Linked DNA regions of Homo sapiens: region 2 is linked to region 1. The links are chromatin loops, found by intact Hi-C in ENCODE. Cell type or tissue: HepG2. All regions are shown on one strand. Region 1 overlaps SETD2 (SET domain containing 2, histone lysine methyltransferase). Region 2 overlaps SETD2 (SET domain containing 2, histone lysine methyltransferase).

The links. Hi-C counts contacts between places; a loop is a spot of excess contacts. Peaks named below come from ENCODE experiments on the same cell type or tissue, not always from the same donor. Only the 100,000 strongest peaks of a DNase experiment are listed, where the experiment ranks them.
Region 2: a loop joins it to region 1, with 2.3 times the contacts of the local background. A loop is called at or near these places in 2 of 110 quality-filtered maps.

The regions. Positions count from the first base shown.
Region 1 is chr3:47,017,473-47,019,972 of GRCh38, reverse strand. SETD2 (SET domain containing 2, histone lysine methyltransferase) reads left to right here. Exons shown (of 21, transcript NM_014159.7): 19 at 133-213; 20 at 2,234-2,335. Among named protein-coding and RNA genes, the nearest start is that of NBEAL2, 39 kb to the right of the region's middle. RefSeq lists a silencer at 479-558. In HepG2, no CTCF peak of the experiment used is centred here; a DNase peak (open chromatin) is centred at 1,552.
Region 2 is chr3:47,064,623-47,067,122 of GRCh38, reverse strand. SETD2 (SET domain containing 2, histone lysine methyltransferase) reads left to right here. Exons shown (of 21, transcript NM_014159.7): 13 at 5-53. Among named protein-coding and RNA genes, the nearest start is that of NBEAL2, 86 kb to the right of the region's middle. In HepG2, no CTCF peak of the experiment used is centred here; DNase peaks (open chromatin) are centred at 1,232 and 1,862.

The sequences.
Region 1 (2,500 bases):
CCTCTAAACGGATTCTAATACCAAGAATCAGGTATCCCTGCTAGGGGAAAGAAAGGAGGGTTCTGGGACAGTAGGGCATCACTAAACTGACTTCTCATGCCAGCACCACTGTGTTTTCTCCTCCATTTTTAGGCCTCGAAAAAGCCCAAGACAGCAGAAGCAGACACCTCCAGTGAACTAGCAAAGAAAAGCAAAGAAGTATTCAGAAAAGAGGTAAGGTTTGGTGGATATAAGCACTAAGCTCCTCAGGCTTAAATCTGAACCCTTTCATTTCTTGTCCTAAGTATGTCGAATATCTCCTTTGCCCCAAGATAGGCAGGAACACAAGGTGTTCCTTGTGTGTATGTCTTGCTGAAGTGCTTCTTTTAGCACTGAAAACTCCTCAGCCATCTTTTCTTGGCTTGACAGGAGCCCCTCTCAGACCACATTTGCTTGTTTGACTGTGGGCCTTCTGTAGCATCTATGGCAAAAGAAAGCTGTCTGTAGTGGTAGGCTGCCTTGTCTTTGGGTATTCCTCTTGCTTCTGTGATTTGACTTAGTTGTTATGTGAATGACACATTGGTGAAAGAGGTGTGGCCTTTTTCAACTGGTTAAGCACTTCAGTACCCATTGACTCATTTTGTCCCCACAACAGCCCTTGAGGTAGGCAAGACAGATTGCCTTTCCTCTTATTCAGGTGAAAGAACTCTTAAGGTTCAGAGAAGGCAAGTTCTAGACAAAAGATTTGAACTCAGGCGTTCTGGCTCAAAGTCCAGTTCTCTTTCTGTAATATCTCATTTGGTAGCTGCCTAATTCTCCAGGGCTTGGGAGAATGCTGCTCCTTTTTATGCTACCAGAAGTGTGTCTTACCAACCATCAAGACACTAAACTTGTCTGCTTCATAGCATCTAGGTTCTAAACTCCAATCTTCATTCACTGAAGGGGCTTGTAGTGTTTTGGAAGAAACAGACCTGTAAATAAGTAGCGACAGCTGTGTGAAAAGTATGCCATATTAGGGCTGGGAGCCACAATCTGGGCAGTCAGGAAGGGCGCTTGAATCAGGGGTAGGAATTGGCCAGATGGATCAGCAGGGGATCTAACTTATATCAATAGAATGTACAGAGGCAAGAGAGAGCATCTTCCCTTCCAGGGAGTTGTAAGTGGCCTGATGGGCTATAGCACAAGATATGGGAGGGCTGTTGAAAATGAGGTGGAATGGTATTGTTCTTCTTCATATAGGAACTATGTGTCTGTGGGTTATCGGGAACCATTGCAGAATTTTAAGCAGGGGGTAATGAAATCCCTATCTGTGTTTGAGGGGATAGACTGAAGGAAGAGAGTTTGGAGGCCAGGAAACCCCAGAAAAACCTTGAGTTAAAAGGCTTATGCAGGGATAAAATTTAGTTTCTTATGGTCCCTTTGTGAACATACTGGTATTTCAGCTCATTGAACCAGCAGCTGTTTATTTAGTGCCTACCTTGTGATATAGCCTTGTTCTTTGAACACCTGAAGGCTCACTGAATTTTAGTGATGGGTAGACTTTGTTCAAAGTGCTCTCTGATGAAATGGCTATGACTGGCCTCTTTATTCTCTTTGTCCCCTATGATCTTAGCACCACAAATACCTCTGAAGGTCCTATTCCTAGAGTGTTTGGGAGCACCTGGGTAGGACAGACCATACTTAGACAGCCCAGGGAGGACATAGTAAGTGGTGGAAGGAAAAGGATTCTGCTTAGGTTTTCCTTTGCTGGCTGTCATATCATGCTTCCATCTGCTTCACATGCTGTGGTATGACCACTTAAAGAATCTAAGTACCCTTCAATGACAAAATTCCTGTGGTTCCTGGGATTGCTAAGCCTCATAGAAGCTCTGGAACACCTGCTGTGCTCTGCCTTGCCTCCAGGGCCCAGAGAACCCAGCTACTGTCTTTATGCCAAGGACACAAAATTCATTGACTGAAACCTGGGGCTGCTGAAGGACTCAGCATTGAAGTCATGCTGTTGAGTCCCTCCAGCCTCCTTTAAGGCTTGCTTAGTCCATCCAGGGGAGCTCTTTCCCTCTCAGGCTGAGCCCGTATCCTTTTCTCAGATCTTACTGGCTTACTAGTATTCCACTGTCCAAACCAGTTAACCTGAGGGAGGAAAAGGAGAAGGATTGGCTGGCTTTACTCACTACCTTTTCTAGTTATTTCCTCAGTACAACTCCTTGCCCTCTCTGGACTGTTGAGCAACGTGTTCTCTTTTCTCTGCCTGCAGATGTCCCAGTTCATCGTCCAGTGCCTGAACCCTTACCGGAAACCTGACTGCAAAGTGGGAAGAATTACCACAACTGAAGACTTTAAACATCTGGCTCGCAAGGTACTCCCCTTGCTTTTGGTAGCCCACCAGGCAATGTTCTGGGCAAACTGTGTACCTTCTAAGAAGCCCTTTTCATCATAGAAAGTATTTTTTTTTTTCTTGTCAGATGTCAGAGCTGGGGACCCAGGAACGGGGAGGGAAGGTTTGGGGAGGGATGCGTACCTT
Region 2 (2,500 bases), 47 kb before region 1:
GCAGGAGGTATATCGAATTCCAAAGAAAAGTCAAACTGAAAAGGAAAACACAAGTAGGTATTCAGAGATACTCTGTGTTGATGGCTTTACAAATATTCTTTTGTTATGTGCAGAGGTAACTGATAAGAACTTAAGCGTTTTTGTTTTTGAAACTAGAGAATATATAACTAGGTAAATGAAATATTTGGTGTAAAAGTTTGGAAACTTGTGCTTTTATTCTTAATGCATTTTGCCAAAGGAAATGTCTCTTACACTGTTTTGTTGTCGCTTTCCTTGAACTCAGTCTTTACTAGCTTTTTTTCTATTCGTTTGTCCTCTAGAGCAGACATTCTTTATTTTTTTTATTTAGTCTTTTTTTCTTTTATTATTGTGATTTTGATTTTTTTTTTCCTTCGCACCAGATAGAGCAGACATTCTTAAACCTATACTTCTAGATGTCTTTGGGAGGGTCTTTACCTCAAGATATTTATATGCAGCTGGGCAGGGTGGCTCACACCTGTAATCCTAGCACTTTGGGAAGTTGAAGCAGGTGGATTGCTTGAGCCCAAGAGTTTGAGACCAGCCTGGGAAACATGGTGAAACCCTGTCTCTACAAAAAATACAAAAATATTAGCTAAGTGTGGTGGTGTGTGCCTATAATCCTAATTACCAGGAGGCTGAGGTAGGAGGATCACCTGAGCCTAGGAGATTGAGGCTGCAGTGAGCCATGATCGTGCCACTGTACTCCAGCCTGAGCAACAAAGTGAGGCCCTGTCTCTAAAAGGAAAAAAGATGTTTACATGTAAAATTCTGTATGTACACAGTTGACCCTTGAACAACATAGGAGATACAGATACCCTGTGCGTCGAAATTCCACATAACTTTTGACTCCTCATATTATGTATGTTATGTGTATTATGTAACTGTATTCTTAAAATAAAGTAAGCTAGATAAAAATGTTATTAAGAAAATCATAAGAGAAAATATATTTACTCTTCATTAAGTGGAAATAGATCATCATAGAGGTCTTCATCCTTATCTTCACCTTGAGCAGACTGACGAGGAAGAAGAGGGATTAGTCTTGCTGTCTTGGGTGGCACAGTTAGAAGAAAATCCACATATAAGTGGACTTTCATCCAGTTCAAACTCATGTTGTTCAAGGGTTGACTGTATTTACTTTTCTGAGGCAAGTTCAAAACTTTGATCAGATTCTCAGTCACCCCTGAAAAAGTTAGAATCATTGTTTCAGAATGGATAGCAGGGAGGCCATGGGAATCTGGTTTCTGGACTTTACCACTTAGTTACATTTCCAACAAACTTATTTATTGATTTATTTTTTAGAGACAGTGTCTTATTCTGTCATGCAGGCTGAGCACAGTGACACCATCATAGCTCTCACTGCAGCCTTGAACTCCTGGGCTCAGGCAATCCTCTTGCCTCAGCCTCTTGAGTAGCTGAGACTATAGGTGTGTGCCACCATGCCTGGTTATTTATTTATTTATTTATTTTTTGTAGAGACAGAGTCTCGCTATGTTACCCAGGCTAGGCTTGAACTCTTGTCCTTAAGTGCTCCTGTTTCCACCTCCCAAAGTGCTGGGATCACAGATGTAAGCCACTATGCCCAGCCTTAAGAATTTCCTTCCTTTCTTCCAGCACACTTACTTAGAGATTCAAGGAATAGGGTCACTTATGGTGGTTATTGGTTTCATGAGTACCTCCACCACTGACCCACTAAAAGTAGAATGAAGAAGCCAGTGTGATTTTTTTTTTTTGTCTTTTTATTTTTGGTGTGCATAACTTTTTATATAATCTTAGTCTTATTGGTTAAAGACCTGTGAGATAACCTTTGCACCATTGTTTGTCTTTCGAATATTTTTAGTTCCACTCTCTGGTTTAGTCTCTTCATAGCCTCACATTCTACTTAGGGCTGCAAATAACTCTTCCTATAAAAAAGAAGGCAGGACTGGGCAATAGTGGTTGGCAAAACCAGTGGCACCACTATAGGGTTGATTATCAGAAGCTAGCTTTCTGGGATCACTGAGTTAAAACTATTAGTAGCACACAAGCAAAGCTTAAATACCTATGAGCGTTTCTCCATAATATTTTGTAAATATCTAGTCTGGTGTGGCTAGATATTTGCAAATTATTGTGGAGAAATATTTTGCATCCATGAGATGCAGAGGATGATCTGTAATGAACAACTATATCTTTTCAGGGAGTAGCCTCTTTTCTGCCGACCTTAGTCTCTCTTTCACATGTAGAACCCTTCATCTCAGTCTCAGGTTTCTAAAATAAGAAAATGCTTATAATATATAATGCTTATAATTATTTTATATTTTTATATATTATATTATTTTATATATTTTATATATATTTACATATATATAATATATATAAGCCTGGTTTCCATTTCTTAATGTCAAACAAAGCATAGAACCTTTAAAATTTGGAAGGATTGTGAAACACTTCAGGAAATACGTAGTCTAACTTTACCCTCATTTTTATAATATTAGGAAATCAG